2 separate regions of the Homo sapiens genome follow, and region 1 is linked to region 2. A link is a loop called in an ENCODE intact Hi-C map of the cell type or tissue named here. Cell type or tissue: Calu3. All regions are shown on one strand.

Evidence for each region. Peaks named below come from ENCODE experiments on the same cell type or tissue, not always from the same donor. Only the 100,000 strongest peaks of a DNase experiment are listed, where the experiment ranks them.
Region 1: it touches region 2 in a loop (3-fold over the local background); 8 of 110 quality-filtered maps call a loop at or near these places.

The regions. Positions count from the first base shown.
Region 1 is chr2:145,757,822-145,765,821 of GRCh38, forward strand. It overlaps LOC124908059 (a long non-coding RNA gene), which reads left to right. Exons shown (of 2, transcript XR_007088682.1): 2 at 6,882-8,000. Among named protein-coding and RNA genes, the nearest start is that of LINC01966, 880 kb to the left of the region's middle. In Calu3, no CTCF peak of the experiment used is centred here; a DNase peak (open chromatin) is centred at 3,220.
Region 2 is chr2:145,902,252-145,910,251 of GRCh38, forward strand. No RefSeq gene overlaps it. Among named protein-coding and RNA genes, the nearest start is that of LINC01911, 930 kb to the right of the region's middle. In Calu3, no CTCF peak of the experiment used is centred here; a DNase peak (open chromatin) is centred at 4,310.

The DNA of each region.
Region 1 (8,000 bases), 140 kb before region 2:
TTCCTTTGTACTCCATCCTGAATTGACATTCCTTTATCTGTAATCATAACACCACTTATAATATTCAGAACTTTATCATATTCTCTAATTATTTAATGCAGGAGAATTTTTCTTTCTCAAGATTTCCAAAGGATGTTTGCAAGCTGTGCAAGAGGATGGAGTTTGGACTCACTCTGATGTGACTAAATGTATGACCTTGAATAAGTTAGTTAACTTCCTTGATACTTAGTTTCTTCATCGTTAAAATGGAAATAAGCCTACTCAAAGTTCTAGGATTGCTTAAGAGATTGAATGTAATCAGCCTTGTACACAATAGTCATTCAACAAATACCTTGATCATTTCCTTGAGGGCCTTGGCTGTAGAAGGTAAGAAAACCAAATTAACTGATTTAAGTAAAGTGTCTTTTTAATTTAAATATATATTTTTTTAAACATTTTTGTGGGTACATAGTAAGGTGTATAGAATATGATAAAAGAAGCGTCTTTTAAAAAATCATTAATGTAATATCTCATGGAGAAAGACGTAGATAGGCAAGGGTTAGCTGGTAGCAGGGACACAAAAACCAAACTATTTTTTTTCAGCTCTCCTTACCTATTCCATTCTTTCCTTTTGGTGCTATCTGGCTTTGTCTCATTCTCAGTGTACAGTGAGGTATAAGGCTTCCAACAGACCCTAGGTTTGTTTGCATCTGCTTCATTCAAGAGTGCATCTAAACTGAGCTAGAAAGTTTTATTCTTATGTCAAATTTTTAGGAAGTACTCTGATTTCTTTAATTTGGACCAATCAAATGTGGCTAGGCAAGAGGTTAAAAATTGTATTAACCTTCTGCAGTAACATAAGGTTGAAGTGAGGGGAGGAGAATTCCCAAAAGATAACAGCACTGGTGCCACAAAAAAGGGAGATTAGGCTAGAAAAACATGTGATATTAGACTATAGCAATAGTTTTTAAGAAAATATTCTGAATTTCCTACCTTTCTAACAAAATACTAAGTACATGTTAGTGTACCATAAACACATGACTAAATATTTTGTGTTTTGAAACTCAAAACTGAACCTACAAACAGAGGGGCTGAGTGGTTTCTTAATCACCACACAGCAGGGGAAATAAATCAGCAATGAGACTTGACCTCTTAGTCCCTTAATATGATCCCAAGAATCTTTAATTCAAGTATTTATCAAGGCTTCTTCTTTTAAAGTGACCATGTAAATCTTTAGTAGATGGCTGTTATAATGTTGATATGGACGCATTATGTATGAAAAATGGGTAGCTGAACACTTGCAGTGACTGATTTCCACGCATTAATAACCTGACCATTTAATTAAAATATAATGCCCGAGGGTCCCAATCCGCAACACAGAATGACCTAGTGAATGTCCTGTCATTGAGAGGTAGGAGAGGGATAAGAAGAAGTAACTCAGCGACAGACTGGTCACCTTTGTATCTTTGCATGACTTACTATAACTAAAGCCTAACTATGTCTGAGCCCAGAACTCCCACCTAGCAGGCTTTCTAGCTCTGTGTATGGTGTTTGGATTTTGTGCATTCCTTTGAGCTCCAAGGCTGTGAGTGCACCACAATGCAACAGAAATGTGCAAATTCCAGTGGAAGTCACTGGCACTTCTTTGGCTCCTGAAAATACACCATCATTGTGATGTCCCAGAAATAGCCACACTCTGAAGGTTGTTTCTTTAGCCAGTGTAAGCCAGAGACTCTACTGCATAAGTGGGACATGCTAGCTCAGAAACTTATAATGTAAAGTTTTCATGTTCAGCTCACTTCTTAGTTTACAAAAACCCTTATCAAAAGAGCATTCTAAATTGGAATTAGTTAGTGATCCAGGTCTCTAAAGCCCAGGACTGGAAGAAAAGATTTCTTAATTACACCAGCAGGGGCTTGGTTTCTATTCTTAGTGCATCTGGGTAATGTGGTTATGTTCATGATGCGTCTAGTTTCTGCACTGCCAGGGATAGCCTTCGGTTCATTCTATGTTAGGGTGTACAAATGGAGGGTCTCTGAGTTTGCTCTTTTTCCTGGATAGAGGTAATTCAGGATTCTCAAAAGCAACATATCAATGTAATTTTTATTGTGCTATGTCTTAGGCCAATCAGATTGAAGTTTATGTAAAACACAAAATTATTAAAACAAAGGATAATTTGATAGGAATTTTGAGTTATTTGCATATCCTGTTCAGTGAATGTCACTACTCAGCCCTCACTGAAAGTAGATCGGATTGAAACTTCCAGGCTACCTTGAGGGAGAAGTAAGGGTTACTATTCAGAGAGTATCTATGCTGCAGTTTTCTGCTAGTAGGCCATCTATGAAATGGGAAACTCAGGGTGTCTTTCTTTGCCAATAGAGCACCATCTATGTGCTTCTGTTTCTGAGAGGAAGAGTAAGTGTCAGGAATCAGTTTCCAACAATCTCTCTTTTTCTGCCTGAAAGTTGAGTTATGTGTTCTGAATTACTGTAAATTTTTATACAAACCTATGTCCTTGTGATATTGTTTGATTTATAACTTTTGGCTACCTTCAAAGTTCTGAAAAGTACAACAAAACACAGCTTAGGGAGAAAATACAGATTTCTTTTTAACAGAAATAGTTGGTGAGTTAAATCAAGGGCCCAAATATTTTTAATTGCTGTACTTTTTTATTTAAAAATATACAATAGTCTACCCTGAGGTAAAAAATAAATAGCTTGGTGTCATAAAGTTAATAGACACTATTCACAAAGTTGGGTTTAATACCAAGGCGTTTATTTTCGATCATTAAAAATCTACTTCAGATGGCAATATTCTTTTGTACAAAAATTTAACAGAAATTCATTTACATTCTTCTCCATTTTATGTTTATCTGAGGAAAATGATGCCATAAGTTCTTATGAAACAGAACAAGCCAAAAACTTTTCTTTTAACTAATCCTGATGAAGTTTGTCAAAGTAAGATTTAAGGCAAGAAGGTTGCTTCTTGGCAGGAGAATTCTGGAAGGGAAAAGTGGCTGAAACTTTGCATGGTTGCATTTGTTTCTGGTCAAGCTGCCTTATCACAATTCAAACTCTCATGCTGGGAAATTGCTCTTTCTTTGGTACCTTTTCTGCCAGAATTCAACTCTAACAACAAAAGTTTATAAACAATGAAAATTCCAGCTGGTTGACATCAGCGTCACGAAGCTTTCTCTTCACACTGATACAAATATTTACCCTGAGCTCTGGCAAGGCTTTCCTTGCCCATGTCACCCTTAATCATACATTTTTCCTTGATTGAGTTATGCTTTCCAGTATGTGATTTGCTCTGGTTTACTTTTTAACACATCCCAGAGGCTTCGTCAAAATCAACTCTGGGCAGGCCATGTCATTTGGTAGCTGCCAAACATGTTATTGAGAAGAAACTTGGCAAATATCAAACCAGTCCTCTCTAACTGCTCTAATAAATGTTTGTTCTTTTTGACCACCATTTACTTTTTAGGTCCCTGATATCCATAAAGCTATGAGCCAAGAAAGTAAGCAGAGATGCACTCAATTCCCTATAATCTATTCCCTTGAGATAACGCACCAATTTCTCTTCCAGGTACCTTATTGCAAAGAAGTTGAAAATTTCAAAGGTTTCATCAATGACTCTTTATTTCCTTCAAGAAGACACAAAGGTTATTTTCAAAAGGTTAAAACAACAGATTGATGTACTCTGTTACTGTAGTAAAGTCCACTAGAACAAATATTTGCCACACTAAAGTGACTAGTGGAGGGATTAGCACAAAATATTGCAAATATTTCTACAGAGCTTCCCTTGCCAAAATAAAACATTGGGTTCTCTGCCCTAGGTGCTTGCAAAATCATTGTGAAGTGCATTGATAATGCAGAATTTGGGGAAATTTTTCTCTCAATATTGAAATAATTGTATAAACAGGTGTCCTACCCGATAGAAATATAAATAAATATCTCAGTTACACTAGTTTATACTTATATTGCATTTATGGTTTAGAAAAATCTGGTCATTATACAAAAGCTATATATGGACCATGTGCCACTCTACTAACTCATTTGAAAATAACATGTAGTAAGCTGTGAGAGTTAAACAACTCTTTATTTTGCCTATACTGGCTTAAAAATTAATCTCAAAAATGAGATGGAACCCCCACCTCTGACACATTCATCATTCTTGTTGTTATTGTTGTTGTTTCTCTTGTAGTCCTCAGGGAATGCATGTGAGCATGCACACACACACACACACACACACACACATGCACACACACACACGTTCCTTATACACACAATATACTTTGCTTAGAGGGTCTTATTCTTTCTCTTTGCCAACATACAGCTTCATCTATGTTTTTTTTTTTTTTTTTTAAGAACCATTTTTATTTAACACAATTTGTTTAATTAATGTGATTTCAGATGGCTTGAGGATAAGTGAACACATTTAGGTGGTATAGAGGGAAGATAATTTCAGGCTTGGGAGCCCAGTAAACACACAGAACAACATTGCTCAGGAGATTGTTCACAAGCTAGTTGCCCTTGCCTTTCATTACTTAACCCAAAGAATTTTTAAAAATTCTTAGGTTTTTCAAAAGGACCTCTATGCTGTTTCTTAAGTTTTTCTCTTTTTCTCCCATGACATCATTAGTGCCATTGAAGGTACGACAGTGTTAAGTCACCTTACTCTTTTTTTACTCCTCCCTCCATCTTGCAGCTTATACATGACAATAAGTGTTCATTATTTAATAATGTTTAAATATGCAATACCATTTCTATGTTGAGGTGTGTACTTTCCAGAGCATATTGAAATGCAGTGATGTGTAACAAAACTTACCTTCTGTGATTATTAATACATAAACATATCTGAAGACCATAGTAAATAATTATTATAATCTAAGGTGTGGCCAACATATTTGAGAAAACAGGAATTTAATAAGATATTCTCTTCAGTTCCATGGAAGAAGTTGTAGCGATTTTTTGTTAATGGAATCTCATTATTCTTTTGTATCATAAGAAGTAAATGTAGTGTAGAGACATGAAAGAAATAAGCTCTGAATAGGCCTGAAGGAGTTAGAGCAACTTCGCCAATTCCTAACCTGATCAATTCCCAAGAAAGCAAGAAGAGAAATACCAAGCACTAGTCTTTATGCTAAAGACCAGGTGGAAACCAGAGTGAATGGTAGAATTTATTATCCCTACTTTACAGGCCATGGGAAGAAGACCCTGGAAATTTCACTACCTTGCTCCTGGTAATTTAACTGGTGAATGGAGATTAGAGGTTTGAACCTAGTTAGGTTTGACAAATAGGCTTGTGTTTTTTACCTCACTTGGAGTGTCCCAGTGGAGTGACCCAGAGGGCCAGATTTGGCCAAGTGTGCACTTAACTGGCCTAAGGCACTGGGGGATTTAACAAATGGATAGCCAGTTAGGGACTAACCTCACATATCTATAGGGAATCATTATAATATTCAAATTGTGGGGATTTTCTTGGAAATAAAGTTAAAAATGGGATACTCTTTGTTTTCCCTCTGTACCCTGTGGAACTCCGGAGTTCTGCAGAGGGAGGTTAGGAGCTCCTACTGAGGCTAACATGGTGGCCAAAGAGGTAGCACTGGGACCCCACCCCTGCTATTGTCTAAAGGTCCACTCTTATCTTTTTTGATACATTAGGAATCTGCATAAGACTTTATTTATATAATTAAAAAATAATGTTTTAAACCCAAGAATTTTTATGACTCAGATCTTTGAGCATATTAAAGATACTTGAGAAATAGTTTGATCCAGACCATAATTTACATAAAGTTGCAATTTTTGCATGACATCCAAAGGCCCTTAAAGTCAAGACATCAAGTCACTGATGAGACTAGGACTCAATATAAACCTGATTTATGCTCAATTTTTCAAACAGTAAGAAAGTATGAATTACTAATTATATACCTTTATGCTCCAGTTAATGTAATAAAAGATAATGTGTATAAGTTTGCTTTCATATACACCATTGAGATTGCTTATTCAAGGGACTGTATTAATGATTCAAAGGGCAGTTTTTTATTGATTTGAATTTTTCTACATTATATGCAAGTTATATCTGATAAGACAGTAGTTCTTTATTTAATTTTAACCTAACAAAGTCTATTGTGAAGCGGAAAACACTGTTTTTGAGATTTTAGTTCTTTTCAGAATTGTTCAGGACAATGCTTATATTATGAGAATATATCTGGTTAGATCCATTGAACTAGAATTTCCAGGAGTAGGAAGCAGAAAACTGTACTGTAAAATCATGCCTAGGAGGTCTTGAATAATCAATCAGATTGGAAACCACTGATGTGCCCTATTTGATTTTCAGATGTGAAAGGCTTCTTTGCAAGGAGATTATTTTATTTTTATATAAAGCTACCTAATTTTTTAAGATACCATACCTTAGGTCCAGCTCAGTCATGTTTTCCAGACATAAAGTGAAGTGCAGCTGGGAGACAGAAGCAGTATCCGTGGCAGGCCTCCATTTACACAGAGCCCATAAGAATGGCACAGCACCCAGTGAGTCTGACATGCCTGGGGGCTCTGCTGCTCCTCTTACCCACCCTCACATGAAGATGTCTCATTCATCTTTACATCCCCAGTCCTTAGCACAGTATCTGGCACATTTTAGATACTCAACACATGTGTGTTGGTTATAAGAAATAATTAATGAGGACATCATTCAAGTTCAGTGGTAAGAAACTCTCATCAAGACTTCAGTTTTTGTCCCCTTTTAATTTAACCCAATTGCTTCTTAATTTTCAGAAATTGTTTTATCTCTCTCTTTTTTTTAGGTTCCACAATAGCATTTGACTTTCTTCTCCTAACTTTAATTTGATATCTTCCTATAGTTTCCATTTCTCAGATTCCCTCCTTCATCTTCTCTTACAGGCACAGCCAATCAACCATCCATCCTCTCCTCAACCTTCCAGAAGACTGTGAGTCCTGAGAGCATAGAAACTCTCCTGATGTTGCTCCCAGACCGTGACCCGTGCTGGCAAAGCTTCTATTCCCATGTGGCTGCATGTTTCATAAGGAGAGCTACTAAAATGCAGGAAAGCACAAAGTCTTAATTGCTTGCTAGTGGGCACTCAGCCAACACGCTGTTAGCAGAATGAAATCCAATCTTAGAGAAAAAGTGCTGAACCTCGGCTCTGGATCGCCCAAGCCCCATATGGATTGCGTGTGTTTTGGGGGAAGATTTGGATATGGCAGTCTTTTTTTTCACTCTTTTGAATGGGAATGTCAATCTATGGGTTACTAGAACATTTTATTCTTAATATAATAATCCCAGCTGCAAAACAACATTAAGAGGGAACACTGCACCTCTTCTCCCCACTTATGACCTGGACAATTAATACATTCTCATTTTTTGTGCTTCTCTGAAAATACTACTTTCAATGCAATTTCCAACCAAATTGTTACTTTGAAGAATTCATACATAGTCATTCTGAAACATCCCTGCCTTGTTCTGTTGTTTGCTATTTGATCTTTGATAATTAATCTCCCTAAATCTCAGTTGACTTATCTTTATAATGGGAAAAATAAAAATGCTTTCCTGACAGGGATGCTGTGAAGACTCAATGAGATTCAAAGCTCTTGGCAGTGTGTGGCACAAACAATAATGTCCAATATATGTTAACTCCTAATTTTATTGCTAAAAATAATAGTCTAATAGATTTCTCACTGTGAGAAATCTCAATATATAGCATAAAATATTTGGCCCCATACGTTTTGGTGTTTGGGGCTTTGACAGGTTTTCTTTGATCTGTCACATGATATATTTCTATATTTCACATGACATATTTGATATATTTCTATAGTATCCATTTTTTCTAAAATGATTAAAAACCTCTCTTCACATAAACATTACATGAGACAAAAAAACAAACAAGTAATATGTAGAGAAATATTGGACACTACACTTCTTCTGTAAATTTTAATATGAATGCCATGCTCCAAAACATAAGCTCTGGATCTCTGTCTAAATCCTAAAATGCTGAAAATCTC
Region 2 (8,000 bases):
CAGCTGTGGTTTCAGAGGGTGCAAGCCCCAAATCTTGGCAGCTTCCATGTGGTGTTGGGCTTGTGGGTGCACAGAAGTCAATAATCAAGGTTGGGAAACCTCCACCTAGATTTCAGAGGATGTATGGAAATGTCTGGATGTCCAGGCAGAAGTTTGCTGCAGGGGCAGGGCCCTCATGGAGAACCTCTGTTAGGGCAGTGCAGAAGGGAAATGTGGGGTTGAAACCCCCACACCAAGTCCCCCTGGGGCACTACCTAGTGGAACTGAGAGAAGAAGGCCACTGTCCTCCAGACCCCAAAATGGTAGATCCAATGACAGCTTGCACTGTGCACCTAGAAAAGCCACAGACACTCAATGCCAGCCCATGAAAGCAGCTAGGAGAAGGGCTGTACCCTGCAAAGCCACAGGGGTGGAGCTGCCCAAGACCATGGAAACCCACCTCTTGCATCAGTGCCACCTGGAAGTGAGATATGGAGTCAAAGGAGATCATTTTGGAAGTTTAAGATTTGACTGCCCCACCGGATTTTTGACTTGCATGGAGACTGTAGCTCCTTTGTTTTGGCCAATTTCTTCCTTTTTGAATGAGTGTATTTACGCAATGTCTGTACCTGCATTGTATTTAGGAAGTAACTAACTTGTTTTTGATTTTATTATATCAATTTTGATGAGACATGAGAGTGGTCTTAATTAGGTAATGACAGGATAGAGAAAAAAAGTAGATGATGTAACAGATTAGGAGGTAAGATGAAAATGATTTGTGGTGGTTTGAAGAGAGATAATGAAACTGCCTTTCAAAAATTATAGTAGTAAAAGAAATTTGACATAACTGACTCCATCTTGCACCTACCAGGCTAAATTGCTTTTGCTCATTATTGTGTGGAGGCCATCATAGTCCTTTTCTTGAGCTGATTTCCTCCTTGTTGAAAGATAAAAACTATATTTGTAAAAAGTAGTAAAAGGCCACAAGTTTAGAATCATGGTAGGGGCCTGAACTTTGCTAAGGAATAGGTATGGTTAAATGATAGCCATCCATTGCCTGCTTAGCTTGTTTAGTGTCCCAGAGTCATGTAACTGAGGTTACAAGATGTATAACTCCCCCAACTGCTCCTATAGATAACATCACTATTATGAGACCTAAAGGATTAATCTTTGAGATATTTTTCAGATGTAGCATTTTGATAGACTGAGAGATGCCACTTGAACCTGTGTTCCATACTAAGGACTGACTCAACTGGTCCTGCACCCTCAGCTGGGTACGGACTCACCAGCAGCTTTGTCATCCTTGTGATTTCATTCCCAGCCAACCCATTGTTTCAGTTCCCCAGCCCCCTCCCCACCAAAGTACACTTTAAAACCCTAGCCTCTGAATTCTCAGAGAGGCAGATTAGAGAAATATCTCCTGTCTCCTTGCTTGGCTGGCCCTATGACCATTAAACTCTTTTTTTTCTGGTTCACCTCCTGCTGTTCTCAATGTATTGACTTTTCTGAGCAGCAAGTGAGAAGAACCTGTAGGGCTGCGGTGGTAAAGGATGAGGGAAGAGATAAGAATGATACAGAGGTTAGAAGATAGAACGTCTGGGGATACAGACATTCACTGGAATACGTATAAGAGGAACCAGAAGCAGGCAGCCCAAATTGTGTACAAAGAGATCAGTTTTAGATAAAATGGGTTTAGCAGGACTATGGAGTCAGCCTTTAAGTGGAAATGCCCTATACTCAATTGTATAAACTGAATTGAAATCTCTCAAAAGACTGGTCAATTTTACCTTCTCCATTTTGCTTTCTAAGTATCTTCTTCAACAAAACTGAAATTCTTCTTACTATTTTATTTATGCCCAAGCACATCATGATATTGTTTCAATAACATTAATTAACTACCTTAAATTGTATTTGTTTTAAATGTTGTAACACTTTCCATGTCAACTTCAAATACTACCACTGATATGATTTCTATTGAAGCTGGTATTTTAATTTACATTTTACAGATGAGAAAATTGATGCCAAATTGTTAAGTGATGCACTACATTTTATAGTCAGTATACAGAAGATTCTTGAGACATTTCTAATTGCCTGATTTCTAATCACCTGTATTTTTCTCAGTTGTGTATTTTTGATAAAGGGTATGGATAACATAATACTTCAAAAATATTACTGGCTCTTTTCTCTACACATTTTCTTGTCATTAGCAAGTAGTTGTGATATAGGTTTTGAGTAAAAGTAGGTCCATTTTGACTACCAATATTTTAATTGGCCATTGTATAAATACCACTAAAATACATAAATCTTAAATGTCTAGCTTAATAAATCTTACACAGTGAAGTACTCAGAAGCCTCCATCATGTTCATTCTCAGAAACTAAATACCCAAACTTAAACTAATATTCTGAATTTTGTTATAGAAACTGTTGTATATTTTGCTTTTTTCAAACAAATGGAATTATACGAACTTTACTTTTTATGGTCTGACTTCTTTTGCTCAACATTTTGTCTAACATGTTGTATGCGACAGTAATTATTTTTGAAAAAAATAGCTCTATGGTATTTCTGTATGTAAATATACTACAGGTTGTTTGCTTATGTTTCTGTTGATGGGCATTTTGGTTGTTTCCTGTTTTTGTCTGAGATGAACAAAACTGCTATGAATTCTGCTGCATGTATTTCGGTGCATGTATGTGCATATGTTAACTGGCATGGAATTGCTGGGTTTACAGAATTGTGTGCATGGTCACTTTTAACAGGTAGTACCAAATATTTTTACAAAATGACTGAACTAACTTATACTACCAGGTATAGTATATAAAAATTCCAGTTGCAACACACTTCTGCCATCATTTGATATTTCCAACTTTTCTTTTTTTTTCATTTTGGTCATTCTGGTGGGTGTGTAGTAATCTCATTTTGATTTTAATTTTAATTTCCTTGATGAATAATGAAGTTGGGGAACTTTTCATATGCTTATTGACCATTCTGACAATCTCTTTTGTAAAGTGTTGTTCAAGTCTTTTGACAATTTTTCAATTGGGTCGTCTGTCTTTTTAATCTCAATTTGTAAGAGTCCTTTATACATTCTAGATAAGAGTCCATTGTTAAATATATGCATTGCAAATTTCTTCTCCCACTCTGTGGATTGCCTTTTCACTCTTAATATTGTCTTATGATGAACAGAAGTTTTAAATTTTAATTTAGTAGAAATTACAAATCTTTGTCTTAATACTTTTTTTGTTCTGCTTGAGAAATTTTTACCTGTCTCAAGTTCATGAAAACCTTTTACTGTTATCTGTGGTGTATTAACTTTCAAATTTAGATTATGAGTCATCTAGAATTGGTCTTTGACTATGCTGTGAAGTACTGGTCAAAGTTCCTTTTCTTTATATTTGAATATAAAATTGATTCAACATTATTTAAGATTCTTTTTCATTAAATTGCAGTACCACCTTTATCATATAATAGCTGACTGTATATTTGTGACTTCTCTTTTGTTTTGTTAATTTTCTAACCTATTCGTTTCAGTTTCTCTAGATTTATTAAGTCTTCATGTATACTTAATATACATTCTCCAATTTTATTCATTTCCTCATAGTTGTCTATGCTATTCTTCATCTATTGAACAGATGAATCAGTTCAGAAATAAAACTTTTGAAATTGTGACAAAAAGTAACAATTAGAGGACAACAATTGCTTTTATTGTATTGGCAGCTAATTCACATTAGCTTATTCTGACCATGTTTTGAAAGATTTAAGGAAATTACCGAAACTAACACAAACAGAACGTTACTGCTATCTTGACACTTGTCAAAATATCCAGTTTCTGATTCCTCTTTTTCCTTTATGTAAATAATGTATGGGCTGTTTCCTATTTATGGTATAAAACTGCTTGTGACTGAAATACTGTTTTCAATTAAAGTTTTGCATACTCAGCAGCATCAGATCTATTCTTATCTCACCAACCTCTTATTCCCCATATTCTTTTATTTCTACCATTCCCACAGCAAACTGTTATAATATGGTTTTTATCAACTTCTGAAAAAAAATAGTCTTTTATATGCTAAAATACATTTTGTGGTACATCTCATCTGGATAAAATGATGTAGACTTACATCACCCTCCTCCTCTCCACTAAGTACAATGACAAACTGGAAATAATGCAGTAGGAGATCAAATGGGGAATGGTGAAAGGTGGAAAGAAGGAAAACTGGTTAGAGACTCTGGGATTGCAGGAAAAAAAAAAGGGACAGGGTGTCTTGTGACCTACACCCAACAGAAGACGATGACTCAGTCCTGCATTTCCTGACTATCAACCTAACCACAGAAGGTGGCCTAGGTGGGTGCATTCCTTCTCTGGACTGACCTCAACAACCTCAGGAAAGTAGGTCAGCACAGCAAGGCCAATTACTCAGGAACCAGGCTGACAGCAAGAGTGTTCCCTTTTCCTTCTCCTACTAGGCCTGAGATTTCCCTTCTCCACTCAGAAACATATATGGGTACATACAATAGGCTGTCCTTCTCATTAGTTTTATAAGCCGTATTTTAAGATTGATTAAAATATAACACTATCTGATATGCAAGACGATATTTAAAAGTAGGAAAGGAAAAAGGACATAAATGAAGTTAAGGTTTCTGCAATTCACTGAAAGTGGTAAAATGTTGATATCATTAGACTGTGATAAGCCACATATGTATATTATAATAACTAGAGCAACCACTGTGAAAACTAAACAAAGAGATATGCTCAAAATAAATCAAGATGTAAACCTAAAAAATAAAAAATCCAAGTAATCTATAGGAAGTCAAGAACAACAAAACAGAGACCCAAGAAATAGAGACAACAAACAGAAAATGGATAATAAAAAGGCAGATTTAAGGTCTAATGTATCAATAAGTACAACAAATGTAAATAATCTAAACACACCAATTAAAAGGTAGAGATCAATATAGTTGATAAGAAAATATGACCCAATTATATGGCATTTAAAAGAAAAGTATTTCAAATTTAACAATATACGTAGGTTAAAAATAAAAGGATCGAGAAAGACATACCTGTGTAAATGCTACCAAAACAAAAAGCAGGAGTGGTTGTATTATTATCAGATAAAGCAGACCTCAGAGCAAAGACAATTACTAGAGATAAAAAGGGGAATTATGAAATAATAAAAGATCAATCTGCCAGGAAAACATAATAATGATTTGAAATGTATATGCACCAAAGAAGATACTCTGGATATAGATGAAACAAAATCTGATAAAACTTAAAGGAGAAATAAAGAAACCATCAATTATAATTAACAATTTAAAACTCCCCCCACCCCCCCAGCAAATGAAAGAATGACTACACAGAAAATCAGCAAGGATATAGATCTAAACAATGCAATTAGCCAACAGGATCTCATTGGCATATATACAATAAGCCAACCCATAGCAGTAGAATATACTTTCTTTTTTTAAGCACCCCTGTCCTGGGCCATAAAGCAAGCCTTAACACATTTAAAAGAATTAACTCATACAGAGTATGCTCTCTGAACATAATGGATTCAAACAAGAAATCAAAGATACAGAGACAACAGGAACATCTTTAGATACTTGGCATAATATCCAAAAACTAGAAACAAAACAAAACCCCGATGTCCTTCAGTAGATGAATGATTAAACAAATGGTGATACATTGATACCATGGAATATACTTTGCAATAAAAAGAAATAAACTATGGATATCACACAAGTAGAGACAAATCTCCAGTGAATTCTGTCGAGTGAAAAGAAGCCAATATCAAGTTTATATACTGTATGATTCCATTAATATAACATTTTTGAAATGACAAAATTGTAGAAAGTGGGGACAGGTTAGTGACTATCAGGGTGTGGATGGGGGGAGAGTGGAAGAGGAGGTGGGTGTTACTATAAAAGAGCCACATGAGAGATAAGAGAAGTGAGGGAACTGTTCAGTATCCTTCCCATGGTAGTGGGTATATAAGCTTACGTATATAACCAAATTTTATGAAACTAAACACACACACATATACACAGACACACACATGAGTACAAGTGAAACTGGGAAAAATTGAGTATGATCAGTGCATTGTATCAGTGTAAACATCCTGCTTGGTGATTTTGTATTATGGTTATGCAAGCTATTACTACTAGGGAAAACTGGGTAAATGGTACTCTGGAATTTTTATTTCTCACAACTGCATGCAAATCTACAATTATCTCAATATAAAAAGCTTACTTAAGTAATACACAATGTACTTTAATGTATTATTTATCCCTTGATATAAACACCGTTAATAATATTAGCCGCTTTTGAACATAGTTCAATTTATACATAAAATATTTTAAGGTATAATTTTTCACTGAATTAAACACAAAGGCTTTAAAAGAATTCACTAATGAGGAAGTCGAAAAACAACAAATGCTTATGGTCCTTTCGTTTTTCCATATTCAATGATTTTCTCCTGATACCCCTTCTTCCACAATACGTGTTCCTTTTTTAACATTACGAAAATAAACTTACTTCTCTGAAAAAGCTGTTACTTGCTTTACTGTAATGTAACTTTTAAATGTAATTTCTGTAAGAAATGTTGTCTTCTTTCTTATTCAAGCCCCACGGACAAGATGGCAAATAATAAGAAGAACCTATTGTAATGAGAGTAATAATAATAGCCTCTAATTATGTTTTAAGGTACTGGTTTGAAATTTATATTTAATTTTAAGGTATTGGTTTGAAATTTATACTTTATTTCAACATTAAAATATCATTTGATTATAGCTTGGTAATTAGGCAACTCACCATAAATTTTATAACTTTGGTATATATAAATTTAACAGATACACACACACACATGCACACACACACACATTTAGTTAGGTACATTAAAAGTTAGCTTTCTCTCCATTCTCAAATTTATAAGCAGGAGGCAGAATGGGTCTTTCAGTTTTTGAGAACCAGCAAAAGAGTGTTGTTGTAGCAATATTGAAATTTTGTTTTAAAATTCTTTGCTAGTAGAATGAAGGTGTAAGAATTGGCAGCTTCAATTCTTGCAGTATGTTATCACCGTACTGTCAGAAGAGCTCATTTATGCCAATTCTGATGAAACTGGCTGTGTTATAAATCAAGCATGAGCCAGGGGTTTCTTATGTCAACAATGCATTTCAACTCTTACCTTATTACCACATTTTTTGGACTCTACAGGATAATATCTTTTAAGCTTTTTATTGCTTGCGTGTGAAATCTCAAATAATGTTGCCAAATGCAGCAAAAGTTCAGGGCTGTTTCTTGACATTGGTTTACTGAATGCTGATCTGTGAAAGTTTGAATGCCTAAATCCTTATCTATCAATGAGATCGATTAAACCTCACCCATTGCCTTGATGAAACCTTTCTTCATTGTGTAGATTGTGCTAAAAGATTCACTAAAGTATGTGATGTCGCACAAAAATTGCTTTTTCTCAAATATCCTCTGTAAATTCTGAGTACATGTGAACTATTCGGCATGGAATGTGTAATCATTATGCAGTAGAAAAGAAACATTATATCTGAATTTTGCAAGTTATGTTGCCTTTGAAGAAAGCCATCTAAACAGAAGCTAAATTTAGAGTTAATTTATTGGAAAAATGATAAAGTATATTGACAACACAAGTTTCCACAAGATCCTAGTCTAAATAGAAAACCACACTGAAAATTTCTGGGGGTAGTAGAAAGGTGAATCATTTTATAAGAATGAGACAGTGTATGACAAGAGAAACATACATCAAAACATGCTTTATTTACCTTCCATTAGAATGTCTTCCTATGAGAAGGTTAAATACTTCAGGAGAGGGATAGGATTTTTCTCATGTTAACTAATCCAGACAAAAGTGAATAGAGATTTGCTTTCTTCAGCATTTATTGATATTAATTGCTTTATTGAACTAGCTGTGGGAACAGGGATTTCCCAATGCCAGCATAAAGGATCATTATTTATAAGCTAACTGATCCCACAAATTCTACACTTAGCTCAACATTTCC